Regions from separate parts of the Homo sapiens genome. Here region 1 is linked to region 2. The links are chromatin contacts, found by Hi-C or POLR2A ChIA-PET in ENCODE. All regions are on one chromosome and are shown on one strand. The core of a region is the stretch at or near the end of the contact, and the rest is flanking DNA. Distances in the headings are between cores, read along the strand shown.

Region 1 (5,063 bases), core at 2,011-4,510, 36 kb before region 2:
CTTAATCCCTCTAAACCTCATTTTCCTTATACAGAAACTAGAGACATTCACAGAAACACCTTGTGAAGATTAAAATGAGATAATACATATAAAGACTATGGGAGTGTACCTAGAACATACTATGTACTCAGCAGTTATAAGTTCTCTGACTCCTTTTTTGAAACAATCATTTGTTCTTATAGATATTAAGATTGAGAGATTAGTATACTAAAGCATAATCTATTTCATCCCAACTAATACAGGAATTGGTACCTAGAAGTGAGATGATAAGTAACAAATAACCTATAATATGTGGCAGCAGACTAGGGGGCTAGTCTGATGGTGACAGTGAGGAAATTGATATTTCAGGGTGAAAGGATAGAAATTATGCTATGCACAATTAAAATATATATGTCTTACCCTGTTCAGGCTGCTATTATAAACTACCACAGACTAAGTGGCTTACATAACAAATATTTATTTTTCACAGTTTTGGAGGCTGAAAGTCCAAGATCATGGTGTGAGCATGGTTGGGTTCTTGTTGAGGGCCTGTTCCCCAGTTTGCAGATGACCATTTTTACCCTGCATTGTCACATGGCAAAAAGAGGCTCTTCATCCCCTTACAAGGGTCTTAAGCCCATCATAAGGGTTTCATTCTCACAGCCTCATCTAAATCTAATTACTTCCCAAAGTCCCTGTCTCCAAATACCATAACATTGGGGACTGAATTTCAATATATGAATTCTCCAAATACCATAACATTGGGGACTGGATTTCAATATATGAATAACATTCAGTATATAGTAGCTAGAAGGTAGACTAAGTATCTAATAAACTTTTAGCTGTAAAAATTGGAGAACAGAAATTAGTGCCATTGTTGATTGCTTTCGTCTTTATATGGCGAGGTATAAGAAGGACATGATCTTAGAAAAGAGCAGCTTGATCTGCAAAAAGGAGTAAAAGGAAATAGAGATAGGACACAATTTTAGAGTCTCATATAGATGTAGGAGAACCTTTTCTCAAGTATAAACAGTAAAACATAAAATTTTAAAATGCTATAAGGCTGAAAGCTGGTAAAAACTTGGCTTTGTGGTAATAATTGAAACAAGGATATACTTGATTCACCCATTGTTAAAACCTCTGAACAGATTAAGGTGGCATGCAATAAATTCTTAAATTTGATTTAATGACTCAGTGAACAGAGACTAAAATCTCACCAAATTCTGATTTCCAAGGTACTCATAATCACTCAAGAGAGAGAAGCATGAAGAAGCAGCAAGATAAAAACATATATAGTTACATACTTCTTACATTTGTTACATATGTACTTAAATATTTATTGAATATGTATATCTAGAAATATATATTTCTATGTATATATTTCTATATGTGTATATATATAGAGAGAGAGAGAGAAAGAGAGAGAGAGAATGTCTGGAAAAAATGTGGCTGTGAGTACATGAGCTAATTGGAATATAATAGATAAGAAACCATCATTTTAGGAGAGCTTATAGCTGTAGATACTACAGGTCTGAGCTAAGAAAAGGTATTTTTTGAACAGAAAATGCTTCTTGGGCCATTATCTTTCTACAAGCAGAAAGTAGACTGAGATTGCTTCTAGCTCCAAAAGGACATATATCCAATGCTTACTTCACAGATGGGGTCAAGTAGGATAACAAGAAAAATACAGACATATATAGAAGGAAGGAAAAAAGACCACCAGATAATAATGGACCAGGAAGCTCCTCTCTGGAAATGGAACTGGACATAATCAAGGGTGCCATAATAATTCATCTCTGGCACCTAAAGGGAATTCATAAACTAGCATATCCAAGTATAAAAATTTTCCAACAGGCTTATTTCTGATTCTGTCATCATAACAGCTACAAGCAGCAGAAATGACCACAGTTTGCCTATGAACCTGCTGCATTACATTCAGAAGGCACTTGTGGAATCTTATAAAAGTGCTAATTCTGATTCCTCTTCAGACAGATGATACTCACTATTCACACACATATTGGAACAAGATGGTGAGCAGAATGATGCTGAAAGGCAATTCATACACACAGTATCATCCAGCCTATTGCAAATCATATAATAGAGGTTTAATAAATGAATCTTTGCCACATTGGTTACTTATTCTTCATAAATGAACATATGAAGTAGTCTCTATTTAAACTTTTTATAACTTAAATTCTACTTACTGAAAACATCACTAGACATTCTGTAACATTTTCTGCTGATTTTCTTAAAGTTCCAGCTTCAATCATGTGGCCTCCCTACCCAAAATCTTTCCATGGCTCCCCTTTACCTTTCAAATGATGGACAAAGTTCTCGCTCTGGCATTCTATGCCCTTCACCATGAGACCCTCTCTAACCTTGCTAGCTTTAGCACTTGCCACTAGCATAATTGCACATAACTGCCACAAAAATGTAGGTGAGTAGAGTGGGTAGTGTTTCTGCCCCAGAATAGAGAGCAATTTCTTTCTTTTTTTTTTTTTTTTTTTTAATTTTGAGACGGAGTCTCGCTTTGTCACCCAGGCCGGAGTGCAGTGGTGCAATCTCAGCTCACTGCAAGCTCTGCCTCCCGGGTTCATGCCATTCTCCCTCTTGCCTCAGCCTCCCAAGTAGCTGGGACTACAGGCGCCTGCCACCACGCCCAGCTAATTATTTGTATTTTTTAGTAGAGACAGGGTTTCACCGTTAGCCAGGATGGTCTCGATCTCCTGACCTCATGATCTGCCCGCCTCAGCCTCCCAAAGTGCTGGGATTACAGGCGTGAGCCACGGCGCCCAGCCATAGAGAGCAATTTCATATACCAAGAGTTAAAATCACAGGTTTTTATCCCTCCAAATTTTATTTCTAAATCCCTCCAAATTTTATTTCATTGCTTTTAGTATCATTGCTAAAAGCAATGATGACACCAACTGATTCCATACTGTCACAACAACTTGACTCTTCTACCTTCTCTATTCTACCTAATCAGCCCTTGCTTTAAATGATGTCCTTGATGGTACTCACCCAGAGCTTTCAAACTCAGCTGGGCTATTGGACTTTTGCCTTTGGAAACTTGCCCTGCCCCTGCGCTGACACCATAGTAACTATCCGTTTCTGGCTACAGGTCTTTGCTCTGAGATTTCCTTTTGGCAACTGTGTTGTTCCTCTGGCTTTGGTCATTCCTGACATCAGTCTTTATGTGACTTTGTCCCAGCTGTCAATCAGTCATCCTTTATTGCTTTCTTGGCTTCTGCTGCTTTTGACCCAAGTTCATATCTTCAGGTAGGTGTTGGAAAAACCCTCTTTGAGGAGTTGGCCGGCTGTCCTCACACTACGCTATGTGCTGTAGCCAAACTAGCCTAGTCATATTGTCTGAGAAATTTCCTTCTATCCACTGGTGTTTTGAAGGAACAAAAGACACTGTCTGTCCTCCTGGATCTACCCTAAATGTCATTTCTTCTGTGATGATTTCTTTATCTGACTTCTCTGGATGAAATTAATCCATTCTCTCTCTGCACTCCAATAGCACTTTTTGTTTCTTCAATTTGTATTAATCTCACTGTTTCACAATTTTAAACCAAGCAAATGCTTCATTTGTCTTCATGGCCCTGCTCAAATGCCACTGTCCGTATCTCTCTTTGACTTTCTCTCTCCTTTCAGCAGAAGAAAACAATTCATTCCCCTGTTTTCTTGACATTCACAACAGATCAAAGTTCCTCAATGGCAGGGATGTATTTTATTCTTCTTTGTATTCTCTATGCTGAGCTTAGTGCCTGGAACACACTGAGTTGTCAATAGATTTCTGTGAAACCTCACTGTTGACATGGATTTACCTTCATTATATTGTTTAATCCTCATAATGACAAATAAGAAAAGAAGAACAGCTATTATCTTCTGAGAAGAGGAAACCAAGACTCAGAGTGGTTAATTAATTTAGTCTAATCTCCCATAGGTATAGCTAGAACTAGATTTTAAACAGAATTTAAGTCTAATTGACTTACTACTCTTTCTGCTTCCCTCCCTTTCTCCCTCCCTCCCTTCCTTCCTTCTCCAAATGCCAGAGGTTCAAAGGCAAAGAAAACATGCTTTTATCTTAAAGATATTCACAGACTAATGGTCAAGATAAAAAATTAAACATATAATAAATGTTGATACATGCTGTGATAGAAAAGAGTTTAGAATTCTATTAGAACACATAAACATCTACCCAGAAAAGTTGGGAATGAAGAAGGGCCAGGAAAGCTTTTTATATGGAATCAATCCTGTATTGGATTGCAGAATAGGTAGCAGTTAGTCAAATGAATAAATTCGGGAAATAAATTTTTAGACAGGAAGAAAGCATTGCACAGCCATGGAAGTGTGCAAGGTCATGGCCCTTCCAAAGAGATGCAAGCACATTAGCATGGCAGCTATGCAAGCTATGAGAACTAGGCAGGTGGAGGGTTGACACACTTCTTGGAAGAGATATATAAATAATAAAGGTGGTGTCAAAGCAGAAATAGTCGACTCAGGTTTTTAATTTTTTCTATGGTTTTTCTATTATGTATTTGCTTTATTTCTGTTCTGATCTTTATTATTTCCTCCCTTGCTAACTTTGGGTTTAGTTTGTTCTCCTTTCTTTCTCCTTAGTTCCTTGAGGTATAATGTTAGTCTATTTATTGAGGATTTTTTTAAACTGTAGGAATTTGTTACTATTGATTTTCCATGTAGAACTCCTTTTGCTGCATCTTCTAGATTTTGGTATGTTGTATTTCCATTTTCATTTGACTCAAGATACTTTTAAATTTTCATGTTGATTTCTTCTTTGACACGTTGTGGTTATTTAGAAGCATGTAATTTCATTTCCACATATTTGTGAGTTTTCCAAGATTCCTTCTGTTATTTATTTCTAGTTTCATACCACTGCGGTCAGAAGTAATACTAGATACAATTTTAACCCTTTTTTAAATTTGTTAAGACTTGTTTTGCACCCTAATATAAGGTCTATCCTGGAGACTGTTCCACGTGCACTAAAGAAGAATGTGCATTTTGCTGCTGTTGGATGAAAAGCTCTGTATATGTCTGTTAAGTTCATTTGGTCAAAAGTG
Region 2 (5,372 bases), core at 124-2,623:
TGATTAAACTAGAGTTAGCAAATGACTCAGCAATTCTACTCCTAGGTATATTCCCAAGAGAAATGAAAACATATGTACATACACACACACACACACACACACACACACACACACACACACACACACTTGCACATGTTTATAGCAGCATTGTTTATATGAGCCAAAAAATTGAAGCAACCCAAATGTCCATCAACAGATGTATAGAAAAAAATGAAATATTATTAAACCCTAAAAAGAAATGAAGTGTTGATACACACTGCAACACAGATGAACCTTGAAAATATTATGCTAAGTGAAAGAAATCAGTCATAAAAGACCACATATTACATGATTCCATTCATATGAAATGTCCAGAATGGGCAAATCTACAGAGACAAAAAGTACATTAGTGTTTGCTTGTGGTTGGAGCAAACGAGGAGACAGGCAGATGATATATAAAGGGTACAGGGTTTCTTTATGAGGGTGATAAAAATGTTCTGTGATTAACTGAAGTGATAGTTGCATGTATCTGTGAATATACTAAAAGTCATCAAATTATACAATTTAAATGAGTGATTGCATGGTATCATGGTTAATTTTATGTGTCATCTTGGCTAGGTCATGCTACTCAGATATTCGGTGAAAATTTATTTTAGATGTGAAGGTATTTTTAGATTACATTAACATTTAAATCAGTAGGCTTTGAGTAAATCAGACATAATACTCCCCCCATAATGTGAGCAAGCCTCATCCAATTAGTTGAAGACCTTAATAACAGACTGACCCCCGCAAGCAAGAAGAAATTCTGCCAGCAGACTGCCTTTGGAGGTGAACTATATAATTCTTCCCTGTATCCCTAGCCTGCCAGCCTACCCTGAAGATTTTGGACTTCCCAGGCCTCCACAATCACATGAGCAATTCCTTAAAATAAACCTCTATTTATATATGTTATATATATATAACATATATATATATAAATATCATATATGTATATACACATATACACAGACACATATACACACACATATCCTGTCGGTTCTCTTTCTAGAATCCTGATTAATACATATTTGAGTTACGTCTCAGTAAAGCTGTTTAAAAAGTGAGGGAGCTCAGGGAAAGTGAAGCTCATTAGCCACCCAAGATTCCACAGCTGTAACATGGTAGAATGGAAAGCCTCTCTGTTTACTACAAGATGACACAGTGTGTTATTTGTGTCTTTGTTAACTCTGGCCAAGCACGGAGTGCTGTTGAGAAGTCTGAGCTAAGACTAGGATGGAGGTATTGCCAGTACAGAAATGGGGACCGGCTGCAGAAGGGATGTTGAATAGGAGGTGTCAGGTTCTGCTGGAGGAATGATATTCAGTACGTTTAACAACTGGTATGGCACAGACATCAGCCTACCAGAATGGGCCCTGACCCACCTAGCTGGAACTGGACTAGATGTTCTCACTAGCTTAATAACATTCCTGTCCTCTAAAAGGGTATTATCAGAGGCATTTTCATTTGGACAAGTATTCATCACATAGTGGCTTATTTATTATTTCTTTCATCACTGTATCCCGGGGATGCCAAGCCATAATGAAATGATTTTTGCAGTTAGTTACTGAACCACACACACACTCTTTTTATAGTAAGAAAACATTGCTCTAATATAAAAAATATTTATTTACTTTATGTTTTAACCATTTTTCAGAAATTACAAATTTTTTGCTTTTCTGAAAAAAAGTGAACAGAATGAAAGATTTTCATGCATCATCATTATCATCAAAATAATGGTAGAATTCTCTAGAGTAAGGTAGGAATGCCTCCAAGGGGTCATTGAGGTATTCCAGGCACGTTGCTTATATATTAAATGGCCCTGATGCCTTTTGGGTTATTATGCCTGACTTCAAAAAAGAAATAACTATACTATATCTCACTTCATTTTTAGACTGTTAAACTTGCCACAATTATACTTCCTAACTTTTACTAGGTCCTTCCACTGTTGGACACTGAGACATTAGGAATCTAATATGTTATGATTTTGATTAATGTGCCTTAACTTTAGCACATGGTCTCTGTGTCATTTGTGTTGTTCACTTAGATGCCCTTGACTGCCTTTTCCAAAATTCCTCCTACATTTTTTTTTTTAATGTCAAGACTACCGAATAAAGTAAACTTTGCTTGTAGTTATGCAGCACTGATCAGCTGATGTGTTTAGGTAGCATTTTACAAAGCAGCAATCACCTGTTAGTTAGAGTCTTTTTGAACCAGTGTCTAGTTTTATACATTCTATCACCATTCTCAACTACTTATATGTATTTAGCCTATGGGAGATTGATTGACATTACCCAAATTCTCAAATGATTGATTTAATTATTTTCTACATTTATGTAATGAATTTAATGGAATACTATGAGGCACAAGACAATACAGTGTTCAGGAGAAGATCTAGTCACACCTCCTAAGCAGCTTATGGTGCCGAGTCCAAGACTATTGTGTTACTTAAGCTTATTTTGGATGTTATGAATCAGCCTGGGAAGAAACCCAGAAATGAAGCAGAGGACATGTCATCGCTTTTCCTACCAAGTCTTAACTCTCCCTCCACATAATGTTCTGTCCTCTGAAGTTGGAGCTCTGAAGTTGAAAGGTGGAATAAAGTTATATCTGGAAAAATAGAAAAAGATAAAACATTGCCCTCTGAACCCACAATAAAGAAAGAGAAAAAGCCACTCATTTTGTATCTTACAGAATACAACTCTACAGCAATCAATATATTTATCATTGCTTTACAGGACTCCCAGAATCAGGATAGCTAGAAACCAAGAATTAATCAGAAAGTTTTCTGATGCTCACTGAATCAGGGAAAAATAACTGCTTTAGTCTCCTGGGAAGTATTTTTTCAGGCTAAACCTTTTTTCCTAATATTACATATTTCTAGAAACTATAAAACAATTAGAATGCCCCATGTTTTTACTTATTCATTAATTTGCTTATTAATTCACTTAACATAGGCTATTTCTTCACTTACGTGCAATTTGTATAATGCCCAAAGGTACTGGGATAAGAGACAAGCAGAGCCTCAAATCCTGCTTGTGCTCTGCTCACCAAGCTCCACCCTAGAGGAGAACTGCAGTCCCCAAGTGGAGCAACTTCTTTTAGTTCATCTTCCCAGAGGGGGCATGCCTTTCTAAAATCTGCCTACTCAGAGGACAATTTGTACAATCTGCATTCCTATGCTTGAGCTTAAACAGAAATAAGATATGGCTTTACCCTTAAATAAACATGAAACATAGAAATGTTTGATATAGTCTCTCTTTCCTTACATAGCATTAAATAAACCTCAATAAATCTGTCTTAATTCTGCTTTTTTATTCAGTCTTGCTTATTGATTATCAAAAGTTGCAGCAATGCCAGAGCATATTAATTTTAATATGTTGCAGATAGATGACAATTTATATGGGTTCCAGTCTACAACGATGTTTTAAAGAGATTTCCACTCTTAACCTTTAGGAGATGCTGTAATCAATCAGACATTTCTACATCATTAATACTGTGGATCACTTCCACAGAAAGTATATAGGGATGAATACTGAATGTATTTCTTCGAAGTGGGACTTCAATTTTACAGGGATGTATTTTCCCTAAATTTTGGAGTCTCTCTGGGGCCTCCAACTTTCTATTCCTTGACAAATCGTCATCTTTTACCCCAAAGAAACCCATTAGTGGAAAACTGTAGGTGTTGCTGCAACAATTGTGCTGAGTGATTGTCTAGCTGCTCTAACGGTTCCATTCATGGAAAATTTCACATTGAGAAGCAGACTGCTCCATCTTCAAAATGAAACCTTAGGATCTTTCTTCTCTTAAAATGTGCCAGTATCTGTCTCCTTACTGTGCCTACCTGTACTGGTCCTGGATCTATTTCACGTAGTATGTGCACAACCAACCTGACCCCAACGCAACGTGAAATACCCTCAACTAATTGAAGACTTTGCATATACGCTTGCACATATTCTTTCCTCTAAATTTATCTTCTTTCAAAAGATATTAAAATTAATAGATATTATAAAAATGCTGGCTTTGGAGAATATTTCATTAAATTTTATTATTTAAATATACACATATTTCCTTAGCAGTGGCATTTCAACCATTTGAATGTTAGTTTGAAAAGTAAAAGGAGAGCTGATACATTCTTGTCATTGAAATTATGGCAGTTACATTATTAAATTAGCTACCTACATTAGCTCTACACACAGGTACAAGTGTTCTGGTGTTATTTATTTGGCCACTGTAAATAAAGAAATAAAAAGGTAACACAAATTTTTTGTATTGTATACTTGTAAAATACAAGGCTTAGACAGTTCATGGCAAAAGTATGTACTTTCAACTTTCTTTTCTCTGATCTAGCAATCAACGTACTCCTCTTAGAGAGAAAGAAAAGATCTTGTTTCACTCTCTGATCAAAGAAGATTTCTTAATTTCTGTTACTGGAAAATTTGGGGTTTTTAAAAAATCTTTAAAACTCTACACATCTGTGCTTCTTGGCTTGTGAAACTGCTGAGAGAAATGTGACCCAAATTCCATATTACACTTCAAAATTATTACATTAAGAGCAATGTTTGTGATTTTTATCCAACTACATATTTTTGCTTTTGTTGACGTAACACTCATATTTAACACCTTGTCAATATCACTATGACCTTAGGTGAACAACACGCTGGCATGTGAGGTAAATGCTCAGTCGGTCACTTCACTCTATTATCAACATGTCATACTTGGTTATTAACACAAGTCGCACCAAATGAGATTTATAGTAATTCTTGTTCAGTCTCAATCCCTCTGTAGTTTAGCAGAACTTAGCAACACACTGGATCTACTTAGGGAGAAAACCCCTCTGCACGAGTCTGTCAGAAAGTGAAAAAAGTACTGTAAGAGAAGATTCAATTGTGCTATTTTACTTCTTAAGACTTTATTTTTTTATCACGAAAATTTATTATATGTTGTGAAAGCAAAAGAGGCAATATATTTTTGTCTTAAATTCCGAAATAAAATATGAATTCTACTCTTTCGTCATCTGGTACTTTGTTGAGATTGTTGTTAAATGACTATATGCACAAAAAAGATGTCACAAATAAATTTGACTATGTAGTCATACTCCCTAGTGGAAAGTTATGAATTTTTTTTTTACTAAAAACTTTGGCTTACTCTGTATAAATATTTGGAAGTGTTCTTCTATCGCACCTTACAAGCCAAGATTGCAATCACCATCATATTAAAATAATTAATCACCAAAGCCTGTAAGGTTGCTAAAACCTTTTTGGACAGCCAAGAGGCCTTTCTCTGGGATATATTTCTTGTTTAAATTCCAAAAGTCCTAGTTTCCACTTATTGTACTACTTTGAGTATCACAGACT

What was found. Hi-C counts contacts between places; a loop is a spot of excess contacts on that map. ChIA-PET counts read pairs that join two places held with the same protein, here RNA polymerase II (POLR2A). Pooled maps may share reads with other maps.
Region 1: a map of heart right ventricle shows a loop between it and region 2 (2.2-fold over the local background). The contact joins two enhancer-like sites. A Hi-C loop is called at or near these places in 3 of 168 maps with a recorded cell type or tissue (Right ventricle myocardium inferior, heart left ventricle and heart right ventricle), 1 of 37 single-sample maps with no recorded cell type and 4 of 50 pooled maps. POLR2A ChIA-PET finds 5 or more read pairs at or near these places in 1 of 52 experiments (OCI-LY7).

Annotation. Positions count from the first base shown.
Region 1 is chr12:20,307,951-20,313,013 of GRCh38, reverse strand. No RefSeq gene overlaps it. Among named protein-coding and RNA genes, the nearest start is that of PDE3A, 58 kb to the left of the region's middle. Within about 2 kb of position 3,260, at least 2 of the 41 ENCODE cell types and tissues checked have a DNase peak (open chromatin) inside an H3K27ac peak, as active enhancers do; they include heart right ventricle, where a contact is called at or near this core.
Region 2 is chr12:20,270,097-20,275,468 of GRCh38, reverse strand. No RefSeq gene overlaps it. Among named protein-coding and RNA genes, the nearest start is that of PDE3A, 96 kb to the left of the region's middle. Within about 2 kb of position 1,373, at least 2 of the 41 ENCODE cell types and tissues checked have a DNase peak (open chromatin) inside an H3K27ac peak, as active enhancers do; they include heart right ventricle, where a contact is called at or near this core.